Linked DNA regions of Homo sapiens: region 2 is linked to region 1. The links are chromatin contacts, found by Hi-C or POLR2A ChIA-PET in ENCODE. All regions are on one chromosome and are shown on one strand. Each heading gives the region's core, a stretch centred on a gene start or an enhancer-like site at or near the end of the contact. The rest is flanking DNA. Distances are from core to core; before and after follow the strand shown. Region 1 has its middle 32 kb from the start of XCR1. Region 2 has its middle 55 kb from the start of CCR2.

What was found. A loop is a pair of places that touch in the nucleus more often than their neighbours do. ChIA-PET counts read pairs that join two places held with the same protein, here RNA polymerase II (POLR2A). Pooled maps may share reads with other maps.
Region 2: a map with no recorded cell type shows a loop between it and region 1 (11-fold over the local background). The contact joins two enhancer-like sites. A Hi-C loop is called at or near these places in 2 of 37 single-sample maps with no recorded cell type and 7 of 50 pooled maps. POLR2A ChIA-PET finds 5 or more read pairs at or near these places in 2 of 52 experiments (T-cell and naive thymus-derived CD4-positive, alpha-beta T cell).

What each region holds. Positions count from the first base shown.
Region 1 is chr3:46,055,138-46,062,945 of GRCh38, reverse strand. It overlaps a transcript of XCR1 not described here. Among named protein-coding and RNA genes, the nearest start is that of XCR1, 32 kb to the right of the region's middle. Within about 2 kb of position 3,690, at least 2 of the 41 ENCODE cell types and tissues checked have a DNase peak (open chromatin) inside an H3K27ac peak, as active enhancers do.
Region 2 is chr3:46,295,104-46,302,911 of GRCh38, reverse strand. No RefSeq gene overlaps it. Among named protein-coding and RNA genes, the nearest start is that of CCR2, 55 kb to the left of the region's middle. Within about 2 kb of position 4,672, at least 5 of the 41 ENCODE cell types and tissues checked have a DNase peak (open chromatin) inside an H3K27ac peak, as active enhancers do.

The DNA of each region.
Region 1 (7,808 bases), core at 2,441-4,940:
CTTGCAACTTTCCTAAAAATAGAACACAAACTGGTATGAGCCAGCTCCTGCATACTTCTGCCCAGATCCAAAACCAACTCTCCTATCTTCCACCACTAGAGCCACCCCAGCCCAGAGATAGGCTAGGAGTTCCATCGGAGACGACAGGCCCTCTGGATGCTGCCAACCTCCTTTCTGCTCCTTTCCACAAGGCCCTGTTGCCTCCTGGGGAAAGGATGGCCCATGTTAGGCTTGAGAAGCCAGAATGGCCCTGAGCTCCTGTTCTGTTGGAATTTCAAAAGTGAACCCCAAGAGGGAATTAGAGATACAAGAGAACTATTGGGGAAAATTCCCAAAAGAGTAACGGGAGAAGGAGCAAAAGTAGGCAGGGAGAGCCTTTAGACAGAGATGCAGATCCAGCACCTATAAAAGGAAGGGGGAAGGAAAAAGGATCCAGGAGGTTGAACCTTAGACCGTAACATAGAAAGTTCTGAGGAAGTCTTGGCAAGGCCAATGGGGAGACCCAGGGCAAAAGTTGCCCTTAGAGGAGTTCTGCTCCAGGCAAGAATGGGAGGGCTCCAAGTTCAGTCATTAGCCAGAAGTAGTGGGGGGTGTGGGGAGACTGGCATGTGGCCTCAGTGTTCATGGTGGAAGTAGCTGAGGCCATCATTCCACCATGCATCCTGCAGCAGGGTCTCCTGAAGGACAGCTGAGCGGGCATGTCCATGGCTGCTGCAGGGACTCACATCCACTGGTCCTGCTTCCAGGAGGCCTGCATCTCCCCAAGGAGTTCAGAAACCATCTATTTTCTCCTGAACCCTAACCACTCACTGAAAAAGCCCCAAAGTCCCAGAGGTGCCCTGGGCCCAATTCTGCTGACTCAACGTCTTCTGTATGTAATGGGCACTGTCCAAATTGGAGTCTGGCTGACACCTCCAAAAGCTTATGGCACTCCCTTCATGATCCTTTGCCACACAAAACCCTTCCCTTAGGGGTTCCGGGGATGGAATCCATCCCAGAGAAGATACCTTCTATGCCAGACTCTTCAAATCCAGCTTTGCCCACAGTGCTGGACCTAGCTGGGCCTCTGAATTCAAGCCCCCATTCCAATGCTTTACACTCACCTGGGGCTTTCTCAGTCACCATGCCCAGATGCCCAGGAGACCAGGGAAAGAAGCCCAGGCCTGGCACCCCCATGACTCCTTCTGGCATCAGCCGCCTAACCCCCATCCTCTGTACCTCTAACTCCCCATATTCCTTTCCCCTCGCAGGACCCCAGGCTCCAGCTTCACTGAGATATGGCTGTATCTTCTGATTTTAAAAGGACTGTCCTAAGGAGTCCTTGGAAGCCATGCTTCAGCCCAAAGGTTCTCAGCAAGGAAGTTGAGCAACATCCCATAAGAGAGAAGGGAATGCAGGGGAATGTCCCACGTGAATGTTCACCAAAGGGTGAACTCAGTAGAGGAAATTTTTAATAATCAAGTGGTTTGGATGATCCACTCTGTGAGTCAGTTAGCTTCTTTCTCCAGACACTCCTGTCATCTCCCAACAGATTCATGGACAAAGTGGCCATGGTGGCAGGAATTGAAGTTATGCATGGGCTCAGCAACATGGACTTACACTCACCAAGGCTGACCTGGCTGCAGCCTCTGCTGAGCATTCAGTTGGCCAGAAGCAAAGATCAACACTGAGTCTCTGATAGGGACAATTCCCCAGAGTGATCAGCCAGCTTATTTAGTGGTAAGCTGACTACACGGGACTGTTTCCATCATGGAAGAGGCAGTGTTTTGTTCTTACTGGAATAGACACTTACTCTGGACACAGATTTGCTTTCCTCCCATTCCCCCCACCAAAAAGGATTTGCTTTTTCTGAATGCAATGCTTCTGCAAAAAATAAAAAATAAAATAGTAATAATACCATCTGTGGACTTGAAGAATACTTTTTCCACCATCATGGTATTCCCACATAACATTACTTCTGAGTAAGGAACTCACTTCACACCAAATGAAGTGTGGCAGTGGGCTTATGCCTATTCAATTTACTGGACTAACCATATTCCCCATCATCCTGAAGCAGCAGGCTTGATAGAATAGTGGAATGGCCTGTGAAGACTCAATTATGGTGGCAGCCAGATGGCAATATCTTGTAGTACTGGGGAAGCGTCCTCCAGGAGGATGTGTGTGCTGTAAATCAGCATCCAATATACATACTGTTTCTCCATAGCCAGGAGTCACCGGTCCAGGAATCAGGAGATAGAAATGGGAGTGGCACCACTCACTATTACCATAGGTAATCCCCTAGCAAAATGTTTGCTTCTGTTCCTGTGACCTTATGCTCAGCTGGTCTACAGGTCTTAGTTACAAAGGGAGGAATGCTTCCACCAGGAGATTCAACAATGATTCCATTGAATTACAAGTTAAAACTGCCACCCTGCCACTTTGGGCTCCTCTTACCTATGAATTAACAGGCAAATAAGGGAGTGCTGTGTTGGTTGGGATGATTGATCCTGATTACCAAAGGGAAATTGGGCTGCTACTACACAATAGAAGAAGACAAAGTATATTTGTAATACAAGAGATTCCTTAGGGCACCTATTAGTACTACCATGTCCTGTGATTAAAGTCAATGGAGAACTACAACCGAGTTCAGGAAGAACTGCTAATGGCCCAGGTTTCAGAAATGAAGATTGGGGTCACCCACCAAGCAAAGAACCATGGCAAGCTTAGGTGCTTACTGAGGGCAAAAGGAATAAGTCATGGGTAGTGGAAGAAGGTATCTATAAATAGATACAGCTATGTTATATAAACAGCTATGACCATATGACCAGATGCAGAAATGAGGACTATATATGAGTATTTCTTTCTATTTTGTTATATGTTTGTACGGATAGATATGCATTAAGCAAATATTTTTGAGTTTTTCCCTCTTTATACTCTTATCATCTAACATAAGATGTATTAACAGTGATTGACTTTACGTCCTAGTATTTAAGTTACAAGGTATCTAGGGAAAGAACTACTATCACTCAAGGACACTGCAACCTGTTCCAGGGAAAAGGTTAGCACAATTTCAGTTGTATCATGTTAATAGAAAGTATGACTTTCTTATTGTAAAGATAGATATAGATATAAATATAGACGATAGCTGTAGATATCCATTCTTCTGGTTTTGTTTCTTTGGTGGAACGTTTATTTACACACACCTCAATAAAGGTGTATACACAAACACAAAAACTTTGTCAGGGACATTGGTCATGAGTATTCAGTCCTCAGCCAAGTGGAAGTGAAAAGTAGCCAGGCACCATTTCCTCTTTTTTGCTAAAAGTGGGAAATGGAATACGTATACTGCATGTTATATAGAAGTAAGAGTGAAAGTTTTTTTTTTAACATCATTGTCACTGAAATTAGAAATTGGGAACTAAGATTTTCTTTCTGAAATCAACTAGCAAATTCAAATGTTCACAGGCTGCAATTTGTGGGACTGAACCCTGAGACTGTCTATAAATAATGTGATTGAGAGTTTAAGTACCTATTTTTCCTTCCAAGCAAAATGAACAACCAAGTGCAATGCTCCAAGTTCTGCCTACTGGGAGTATTTCTTCTCATCACTGTGGTTTAGGAATGACCCAGAGAGAAGATGTATTGCTACACCTGAACATCTTGGGTGATGCCTGCATATTGTGCACAACCAACTATAAGCAAACTTGAGTTTTTCTCTTCCTCATTCAGCTAATCACAGGGAATTCTTCATGAGGCCATAGGTACAGGCTGAGACAGAGAAGGCAGTGTAGGAAGAATCAGCTCTATAGGTATATGGGCCACTTCCTCAGCTAACTTTCTTGTGCCTTCAAGGCTGGCTCGGGCCTGTCTCATATTTACCATTTCCATTTGATGATGGAGTGCTATTGTGCACACCCCACCTTAGGATTTAGTGGGTCAGACAGCAGTAAAAGGGCTGCTTCTGCTGGCAAAGAAGACTCAACAATATTTAGGGATGTAATGACCCCACCTTCCTTAGGATCTTTTCATATGTCCCCACTCTGATTTTGAAGAGCCCATTACTTCCCAATCAATGCCTTCACTCTAACAGAAGACACCCTATGGCCGGTCATCATGGCTCACACTTGTAATCCCAGCACTTTGGGAGGCCAAGGTGGGTGGATCCCTTGACCTCAGGAGTTCAAGACCAGCCTAGGCAACATGGTAAAACCCTGTTTCTACAAAAATACAGGAAAACTAGCTGGGCATGGTGGCACCCGTCTATAGTCCCAGCTATTCAGGACTACAACTACTCAGGAGGCTGAGGTGGGAGGATCGCTTGAGCCCAGGAGGTAGAAGCTGCACTAAGCCATGATCTCACCACTGCACTCCAGCCCTGGTGACAGAGTAAGACCTTGTCTAAAATAAAATAAAATCAGAAGATGCCCTGCAACGTTGTGAATTCAATTTGCATTGTAATACAGCCACTTGCAGGATAAGACTCAGGATTTGGTTTTCAGAAATTCCAGTCCTGCATCTACAGAGACAGGGTTTCTTTAAGGACAGACATAGAAGCTTTTGGATCATATATGTGGAGCTCAGCTGGCAATTTGAAGCCCTGAGTTCATCCTTTTCCTTCTCCACTTTCTCTAACATAGTCAGGAGCAACCAGCCAATCTCACTATACACCTTATTTTGACTAAATGCCCCAAAGGTATCAAATACATGATCACCAGAACCTTACCTTTAATAAGCATTTGATCAGGAATATCCAGGAATATTTTGCCACCTCATTCCATGCCCTCTTTACCAATGGAAATAGAGTCATTACTGGCCTTAAATTGAATCATACGAGAGAGGCAATTCAGAAAATTCATCCTTAAGATTTTGTTCTTTTAGAACCACTTCCATTACCTAAATCCATATGAGTCAGGCTTTCACTAGAGAAACAGAACCAGTAGGATATCCAGTAGGATGTAGGAGATAGGTAGCAAGATAGATGATCGATAGATGATAGATACATAGATGGCAGATAGATAGATAGATGGATGCGTAGATAGATAGATAGATAGATAGATAGATAGATAGATAGATAGATAGATAGACAGACAGATAAGATGATAATAGGTACTAGATAGAGATTTATTGCAAGAAATTGTCTTACACAATTGTAGGGACTGATTAGGGAAATCCAAACTCTGCAGGGCAGCCATCGGGAAGAGCAGGCTGGAACTCTCAGGTAAAGGCTAACTGCAATCCACAGGCAGAATTTCTTCTTCAGGGAAACCAGTTCTGCATTCACGCCTTTCAACTCTAGGAGGAATCGGGCCTCCTAGAGTATTAGGAATAATTTCCTTTCCATAAAGTAAACCGATTGTAGATGTTAATCACATCTACAACACCTAGAATCATGTCTGATTGAATAGCTGTGGAATACAGCCTAGCCTAGATGGCACATAAAACTGGCTATCACAAGGTATAATTAAAGTACAATAAACTGCACCTATTTAAAGTGTGTCTTCTGATTTATTTTAACATATGTGGAAACCCATGAAATTATCACCAAAATCAAGACGCCAATTTTTTCATCATCCCCAACAGTTGCTTTGCGCCCCTTTATAATCCATCTTTCCCTCATCCCAAACCCCAGGCAACCACTGATCTGATCTGTTTCAGTCACTATAAATTAGTTGGCATTTTCTAGAACTTTACATAAATGGAATCAAGCCAGGTGCAGTAGCATATGCCTATGGTCCCAGCTACTTGGCTAGCTGAGGCAGTTGACTCTCTTGAGCTCAAGAATTTAAGTCCAGCCTAGAAAACATAGCAGGACTCACCTCTAAAAACTAAAAACGGAAAACAATGGAATCATACATTATGTACTCTTTCTTGCTTCTTGCATTTAGCATCATTATTTTGAGGTTCACTCACATTGTAGGGTGATGATGAATCTGTTTCTTTTTAATGCTGAGAGTATTTCACTGTGTGGATATTCCACAGTTGATTTATCCTTTCACCCACTGATGGACACTAGGGCTGCTTTAAGTTTTGCTTTATTACAAGTAAAGCTGCTACGGTCTTTTGTGAGCAAATGTTTGCACGGAAATTGTTTTTGGCTTTCTCTAGTAAATACCTAGGAGCCAGATGACTCCTAGGTAAACAAACACATGGGTGTTTGTTTAACTTTCAAAGAAGCTGCCAGCCAGGTACAGGGGCTCCAAGCCTGTAATCCCACCACTTTGGGAAGCCAAGGTGGGCAGATCACTTGAGTTCAGGAGTTGGAGACCAGCCTGAGCAAGATGGCGAAACCCCATCTCTACAAAAAAAAAAATAAATAAATACAAAAATTAGCCAGGTGTGGTGGCATGCGCCTGTAGTCCCAGTTATTTGAGGGGCTGAGGCAGGAGAATTGCTTGAGTCCAGGAGGTTGAGGCTGCAGCGAGCTGTGATTGCACCACTGCACTCTAGCCTGGGCAACAGTGTGAGACCCTGTCTCAAAAAAAATAAAAGAAAGAAAAACTGCCAAACTGCTTTCTAGAATAATTGTACCATCCCCCCAAGTTTTAAATTTGTCACCCAAAAGTCCTTGATTGGTATGTGGGTCATAAATTTTGTGTTAAAAGAAGTATTGAAATGAAAACTTGAGGCTGGTTGCAGTGGCTCACGCCTGTAATCCCAACACTTAGGGAGGCTGAGGCAGGTGGATCACCTGAGGTCAGGAATTTGAGGCCAGCCTGGCCAACATGGTGAAACCCCATCTCTACTAAAAATAAAAAGAAAAAAAACGAACTCTTGAAATGCTAGTCTGACCCCTATATAACAAGCACTGCACCTACACCACACATTTCTGAGAGCAGTAGGAAGAAGAGTGGAGGAAGACAGTCCCAGCCAGCCTAAGGAGTCAAGAGACTGCTTAACAACCAATCCCAACCCCAAGCCCAATCTTGGAAACAAGTGTGGCTCCCCTTAAACCAAGCCCTAGAAACCTGAGACTTTGGAGCCAGACAAGTTGGACTGAATCCCACTCAACCACCATTTTCTTGCTGATTAACTGTGAGTGACTTTAACCTCTGAGCACCTCTGCTGGCTTATCTGCAAATTTCAAATATTGATTGTCTCTTCTTCATAGTGTTGTTAAGAGATCTGATTAAGTTGATGCTTGGCAGAGTGGTGGTGGCTCCCTTAACTCCATGTTTCCACATGGGCCCTACTGCTGGACAAGCAGGGATCCTTCAAGGTACCTTGAAATTACGGAATCCAGGTCTCCAGAGGACCCTCTGAGGTACTGTAACTGTAATAGGTTCATTGCCTGATGCACAGAGCAAGTCAGTACACCAAGACACCGGGTTGCAGCAGAGAAAGAGGTTTAATCATAGGGCCACTGAATGAGGAGATGGGAAGAAACTTCAAATCTGTCTCACTGAGGAGTTTGTGGCTAGGGTTTTTAAGGGTTTTGGAGTGAGCCAAAGTGTGGAGACTGTTGACTGGTCAAAGAGTGCAGGGTGAAGTCATGGGACAAGAGGATGAAGAAACTGTATTTTCATTATGATCCATTCGTCTGGAGGGGTCTTCAAACTAGTTGGCAACAGCTGTTTGGCTGGAATTTGGGATCTGGAAAACATCTTAGAAATTCTTAAACAAAAACCTTCTGATTTTGTTTATGATTGTTTTGTTCATGTACATGACTCAGATCTTATCTATCTTAAATAAAAGCCTTATGATTCTAACATCAGAAATCCTATCTATAGGAACAACAGGGATGCCAATGGTCAGTATCAAGTGCTACGTGACTTTTGGTTACAAAGAAGTGAGTGGAAGTGTACCCTGATTAATGCTTCATTATATGTATT
Region 2 (7,808 bases), core at 3,423-5,922, 240 kb before region 1:
CTGGGCGACAGAGCGAGACTCCATCTCAAAAATAATAATAATAATAAAATAAAATAATAAGTAAATTTCTAAAGGACTTATGAGTTAAAATGAAAGCAGAACAAAAGTTACAAAATATTTAAAACTAAATGAAAATGAAAACATGGATCCATAGTTTGCCATTTACTCTTCTGAAATCTAAGATTCTGAAAACTGCAACTTCTTTTCATAACTCTGTGAGTAGCCTAATCTGAGGCTATTCAGTCTTAATTAACTCACCTTTAACAAGAGTGATGAAAAGAAATGAGAAAAGGTACAAATAAGTAATATTAAAGCAACAACAAAAGATAGCTAAATGGGATAGAGGGTAGGCCTCAGGAGAGAACAGAGGGAGTAACTTTACGCCAATTCATTTGGAAATTTGGATGAAATGAATAACTTTCTAGAAGATTATGCATTTCCAAAATCAACTCATGAGAAATAGAAAAACTGAATAAACTTTTAAAGAAATCGCATTATCTCAGTTTCCTCTCTTTCCCAGCAGATTTCCAGAATAGGAAATATAAATAACCAATAAACATGAAAATAAGCTCAACTTTCATTATAATCAATAAAATGTAGATTGAACCTGTGTTGGGTTCACATTTCCCACACATCTGATTAGTAAAAATTAAAATATGTGATAAAGCCAAGTATTGGAGAGAACGTGACAAAAGCTACCATCTCCCACGATGTGGGTAGAAATTTAAATTACAAACCCATTTGTAAGAAATTTGGCATATCTATAAAATGTAGAGATGCCCTGATCAGCGCTTCTATTTTTAGGTATACATCCGGCCTAGAGAAATTTCTATACATGGGCACAAAGAAACAACAAGGGTGCCGGGCTCGGTGGCTCACGCTTGTAATCCCAGCACTTTGGGAGGCTGAGGTGGGTGGATCACCTGAGGTCAGGAGTTCAAGACCAGCCTGGCCAACATGGTGAAACCTTGTCTCTACTAAAAATACAAAAATTGTCCGGGCGTGGTGGCACACGCCTGTAATTCCAGCTACTTGGGAGGCTGAGGCAGGGAGAATTGCTTGAACCCGGGAGGCAGAGGTTGCAGTGAGCCAAGATCTTGCCATTGCACTCTAGCCTGGGCAACAAGAGTGAAACTCCCTCTAAAAAAAAAAAAAAAAAAAGAAAGAGAGAAAGAAAGAAACAGCAAGAGAGCCAGGGTGTGGCTGGAGCAGAGGAAGTGAGGGGGAGTGTGGTGGTGGGACCCAAGGCAGAGCAGGGGGTTGGGAGCCAGGTCTTGTGGGGCCTAGCAGGCCATGGGAAGGGCTTTTCCCTTTACTGGGAACCAGCTGGGGAGCTAGTAGAGGGCTCTGGGTAGTGGAGGGATGGATGTTTTAACAGGATCTCTGGCTGCTGCACTGAGCATAGCCTATTACAGGAAGGGCAGAGGAGGGAAGCAAGCCCCACCTGTGATGGTGGCTTGGACGAGGACAGTAGCAGTCGCGATGGTGTTAAGTGGTCAGGTCGTAGACGTAGCCCCAGGCCACACTATTGATGCTAAGCACATGGGTGGCACCAGCCTCACTGCCACAAACAGTCTAGTTGCGAAGGTTCCAAATTTCCAAACAGCAAACAAGTCATCTCTTCTAGTTTGTACTTATTGGAAACCAGCTTCTCCTTTTCAGGCAAGTTTCTTTCCTGTTCCTTGTTGGAGAGAGGAGGACACTGCTATTTCTGCTTCTGTAATTTTGAGTGTTTGGGAAGAATTTCTAAAAGTAAAGGGTGCTTGACGGATCCTAGTCACAGCAAGCATGGAGGTATCATGAAAGGCAGTAGGAAAGCAAACCCCGAACCAGAACAGCAAAATCCCTAAGGATCCCCACCCCCACAAAAAAAGCATTTTCAGAAACAAGCAATGAAATTAAACAAAATAATAATAATTTGAGTTTGAATCTGGCTCCAGAAAAAAGGGATTATCCTGTAATTGGTGCTTCTTTGTAAGAGGGAATCTGTTCCTTCGTGTCATTCTGTGAAAGGGAGATTCTCATTTTGCTCTGTCTAGGCACCAAGCCATTGACTCTAAAGGGTTGATTGGATATCCTGAGTTTGGAAGTTTATGAAGAAAATAAGAAAATTAGTTGAAAAGACTCGAAGTCATTCTTTGAAATGTACAGGTTGCCAACAGTTAATTTGAACATACATCTATCAAAGAACAAGTATCAAAAGCAAGCCAGCTAGGTGATTCTGTCACTTATAACCTCAGCCTGTTGCTGGCCTTGGAAGATTAGGAACATTCACCACCCCGTCCCCTCGGGCTGGTCTGAGCATGGATTGATGAGCAGAGCACCAGATGGACTTAGTTCTGCACCTATCCCACTGGCAAGAGTGCCAGTGCAACTGTTTAGGGCAACCTGCACAACCAGCCATACCCACCCCTCCTCATCCACATCTTGGTAAAACCCATAGCTAAGACCAAAGAAAGATCTCTTCGTTTTGGTTCAGTCTGGTTCCTCTTTTTTAATCCTTGTAATATTCATGTTTTTTTTTTTTTTTTTTTTTGTCGTCTGCTGTCCTTTTTGCATCCCACACAGGCCATGCTAATCCACCCTGACACAGGCTAGACTTGCCACTTCCTTTTATTAAGGCTGACACACTAACTGCCAAGAGTATCTCTCTTTTTGCAGTTTTACAAAGCTCAGACTTTAAAGTAGGTGATTTTCACAACTCTGTGCAATGTTCTAGCTGTTTTTCCCTTGTTGGATACTTGGCAGATCTACTTCAATATAAGAACTTATGAGCTGTCTTTTTCTTTTGTTATGTCTCTACAAGATGTCTCCTTCCTCTCCTCTCTTTTCCTTTCTTGTTAAAGCCTTGGATGTTCTAATTTTGAGGTGGCAGTGGTTTAGGTTTACCTGGTTTGTGGTGAGTGAAAAAAGCTCTTAGTCATCATAACGATGGAATTTAAGGCTTGACCATGGATGTCGGGGATTGATAATTCGGTTTGGGATTCCACAAAATGACACTGTAGATGCTAACTCCACTGGCCAGGGCTGCATTGCTTTTAATTTTCTATGCAGGTCTTGTATGACTGCCTTTGAATCTACTTTCTCAGTTACTTTTCTCTTTGACTTAGACAAGTTCCATTTTTAAATCATGACTGCTTGAAGTTAGGGGGCCTGAGATTCAGTCCCTTCTCTGCCAGTAAATGAGACACTGGTTCTGAAATGCTATCCCTCAGGACCTTGGTTTCCCCAAAAGTAAAGAGGGAAGATCAGGCTCTATTCCAGCTCTAACAGCCTGCATAATTTGGGAAGTTGTCTTTTACTATGTGCACTGTGCACTAAGGAAAGAAAAGAAGGGGGAGCCATCACCCTGGATGTGTTTTCCTCTGATGTCTCGTTTGCCTGTTTCATTATGATTCTAAGAAAATGGAGTGAAAGACGGACGAGGCTACAGAAATGATGTGTCTCTCTCATTTAAAAGTTTTTTTTTTTTTTTTACCTCTTTCTGTGCCCTCCCTGACAGTGGTTCTCTAACTTGTCCTTGTTAAAGCAAGGATTGACAAGGCCACCAAGAGAGTTTCTGGTTTAGTAGCTCTGGGGTAGGTTGGGGCCAAGACTGCACTTCTGACATCATGTGGCTGAGACTGCTGGTCTGGGGATCACACTTTGAGAACCACTGTTCTATGGAACTAGTCTCAAAGCCACAGTCTCCTAAATTCCACAGTCTCAACTTGATCTCTTTCTCCAGCACCTGACTGGCTGGTGTTCCTAGCATAGGAGACCCCATTGAATCGGCACCTCACTTTCATCCATTTGGTTTGGGCAAGAGCACCTATACTCAGACTAAGTGTCTCAGCCTCTAAACCACATTAAGCGGCCCAGGTAGAGGCACCGAACTCCATCTGGGCCAATGAGCGGCTTCCAGGGTGACCTGGAGTGGAGACAAACAGATTTCAGCCTCTCAGATTTCACCCTTTACGATAGAAACCCTCAGCTGGTGGAAGTAAGACATAAAGAAAGCTTATTCGCAGCCACAGGAAGAGAGAGGCAGAGGTTAAAAGATAAGTTGAGATGAGAGAAGCAGAAGGAGATCCTTGTTGCCCCAGTCTCCCATCTCTGTCAGCCGCCCTTTTTTGAGGCCCTGCTGCACCTGTCTTTGAATTCCATGAAGAGCTCCTGTACCCTTAAAATAAATTCCTCTGTTGGCTTAACCCAGAGGTTTTCAGGTTTTCATGTGCCTCAGCTCCCTTCATTAATATACACTGCTGGATGCCGCACCCAGAATTTCTGATTCAGCAGGTCTGGGTTGGGGTTGGGGCCTGAGATTCTGCATTCCTAGCAGGCTCGCAGGTAATGGGATGCTGCTGATCAGGGATCTGACTTTGAGAACCAGTGGCTGCAGAAGTAGCCTTAATATTTCTGCTTGTATAATAAAAACTAGGGTGTCAACGGAGCCTCCTGCTCCTCGAAGAGTTCATGTAGTAGTTTAATATTTCCACTATTCAGTCCCCACAATGACCCCTGGGGCAGAGGGGGGTGTTGCAATTCCTGATTTACAGATAAGAAAACCATGGCTGTTGGAGGTTAAGTTACCTGCTGACATCCCTCTCTTAGAGAGGGCAGAGCTGCGAGTTGAGCACAGCACTGTCTGACTTGGAAGCTCATGTTCTTAACTTGTGCTCTGTTTCACTTCCCATTGTGGCCAAACTGGATCTGTGTTGCCATCTGGACATGGCCCATGCTGAGCCCTCTGCGCTTTTGCTTAGGCCGGTCCTGCCTGGAGTGCTGTCTGCCATGGGCTCTACCCAGCCATCCTTCAGAGGCCTGTCAAAGTCTCCCTCCCATGTGCAGCATCTCCAGATTTCCTAATCTCTCTCCACTTCCTATCAAAACATTTATAACGTCTTCCTCCTTTGAGTAGCCATCACACTTTGTATTTATCTTACTATCTGTTGTCTTGTCTCGGAGTCACGTGTTTTCCCAGTTCCATGCACTGGGCTGTGAGATTCTAGAAGGTGGGAACTGATCTTACTCATGTTTGGATCACCCATTCCCTCCACTCCCAGCACCTGGCTCAGTGCCTCAAACACACCCAGCACTCAGCAGATGCCAGTGAGGTTTAACTAGAAAAAAAGAGTGGTTTGTTCTTTGGTGCAGGCTGTGGCTTAGGGAGATCACCCTGCTGGATGCTTATCAGGAGCGCTCTAGGGCCGTGGGAGGAAGGGAAGGGGAGGAGAGGATGTGGGAAAAGAGAGGGGGAGGCCACGCAGTCTCAAAACCTCAGCCTACCCCACATGGCACTCTGGGGCTAGGATGGGCCTGCAAAATTATGCAGGGATGAGGCAATGGATGAGGGCCGCCCTTGCCCCTGGACAGGGGCATGACTTTGGGCAAGGTGACTCTTTTCAGCCAACATGATTCCCAAAGAAGGCTGAGAGCTTGGGGTATGTTAGCAGAACTCCAAGCACTGGGAAGATGAGCCCTTCAGTGCCAGAGGGGAGTCTAGGGATGCCACATAATGACCACTGCATCCCTTTAAATGACCATCTTCATCTATTTGACCCTGGTGCTCCCCTTCTGCTGCCTGTTTTCTGCACCTTATACTCAACCCAGGGATTTAGGGTGGCCTCTCTGGTGTGGCAGATTACCCAAAACCCATCTCTCCTCCTTTCTCTGGCCATGATTGTACTCAAGACAGCCTCCTTTGCAGCTAGGGGTGGCCAGGTGCACAGTCCTGGCCAATGAGACCTAAGTAGAAGTCTGCTGAGGATTCCTGGGAAATTTTCCCTTCCTGATATTGTTGTTGTCCCTTCCTCCTCCTAGTTTTTTTCTTCCTGCTTGGAATGCCATCTGGAGCCCATGTGGCAGCCACAGCATGAAAGCCTCATTTCAAAGAGATGGATGCAGCTGCTGGGGTTTGTGTGTGAGTTAGCAAGGCCATATTCAGTTGAGTTCCTGTGGCTGGGGTTCTACTGTATGTGGGGATGGCGGGTGGAAATGGGGGCTGTGACAGATGCAATATACTGGAATGCCACCCACCCCTGTTGCTATGGCTATTGGGGCATTGTTCCTATATACCTGGTTATTTAGAAGCTGGAGCTGTCAGTCATAGATTATAGGTCTTGGATTTGGGGAGTTGATGAAGAGTTTTGGAGAGTAAGGAAGGGGCACTATAGGGTGGGTGTGGAGAAGGCAAGCCAGCAAGAAACAAGCATAAGAAGAGGAAATGATTAGGTCAAATCACTGCTGTCCAATAATGGTCACTTCCTACCAATTCCCAGTGTTGTGCGCACAGCCAAGTCTTTCATGGGCCTTACTCAAGACTAGGGAGGGGGCATGGGAGAGCTTAGGCTCTGAATCTTGTATTCCTCACTGATAAGCTGTGTGAGCTTGGGCAAGGCAGTTAGCCTCTCAGTTTTCATTTGAAAAAAGATGCAATGTGACATACAAATAAGAGATATGCCATGAAAAACACTGAAAATAAATAGATGAGAAATGGAAGAAAACAAGTGGACACCAGATCCAGGCCACCAGGGGTGTGCTCCAAGGTTCAGAATTGCTGTATGCCCTACAACAACGTGGCTGTCAGCTGTCCAGCAACCAGAGCAAAGAGCAGAACACATCTATGTTCTGATTCTTTTTTATGTTGTTTGTTTGTTTGTTTTGAGGTGGAGTCTCGCTTTGTTACCAGGCTAGAGTGCAGTGGTGTGATCTCAGATCACTGCAACCTTTGCCTGCCAGGTTCAAGTGATTCTCCTGCCTCAGCCTCCCAAGTAGCTGGGACTATAGGCATGCGCCACAACTCCCAGCTAATTTTTGTATTTTTAGTAGAGGCCGGGTTTCCCCATGTTGGCTAGGATGGTCTTCATCTCTTGACCTCGTGATCTGTCTGCCTTGTCCTCCCAAAGTGCAGGCGTGAGCTCCGTGCCCGGCCATATGTTCTGATTTTTTAGACTCAGAAGATCAGGCAAGGTAGTTCCCCAGTAGATTCACAGTCATTCTTGGTACAGGATTCAAGGAGAAAAATGTCTCAGAGAAAATGGGTTTTCTTTGAGAAGACACAGAAGCGATGAAGCCTGTCCTGAAGTCTTTTACATCTTGAAAAAAGTGCTTAAATAAGCTTAGAGTCCCACACTGGTGTATCAAAGGCTCTGCAAGTCTCACATCTTCCAGAGCTTCTGGAGCACAGAAGACCATCTTTGACTTCTTCTTCCTCTTGTCCTGTTTTTCTGTAGCAGTCATTAATTAGTGTGTCCTGGAGAACAGGATGGCAACTACCAGTGCAATGTAATGAACGTCCTTTTGAAGATCCATGGAGTAAAGACAGCTTCGAAGGGCAATTTTATTTTATTTTTTATTTATTTTTTGAGACGGAGTCTCTGTTGCCCAGGCTGGAGTGCAGGGGTGCCATTTTGGCTCACTGCAACCTCCGCCTCCTGGGTTCAAGTGATTCTCCTGCCTCAGCCTCCCGAGTAGCTGGGATTACAGGCACCTGCCACCACACCTGGCTAGTTTTTGTATTTCTAGTGGAGATGGGGTTTCACCATGTTAACCAGGCTGATCTCGAACTCCTGACCTCAGGTGATCCACCCACCTCGGCCTCCCAGAGTGCTGGGATTATAGGAGTGAGCCACTGACCCTGCCTCAAAGGGCAATTTTAAAATAGAGCACTCCTCACTGGGAGTCGGTGGTGACAAGCTGAGGCACAGTCCAGTAAGCAGTGTTTCGAGTGGGGAGAGAAAGCCGGGGAGTGTCTGGCTCGGGTAGGCATTCAATCTCTCTTTCTGCACTCAGAGAGCAGTTCCTTGCTAAGGGACGAAGGCCATTCT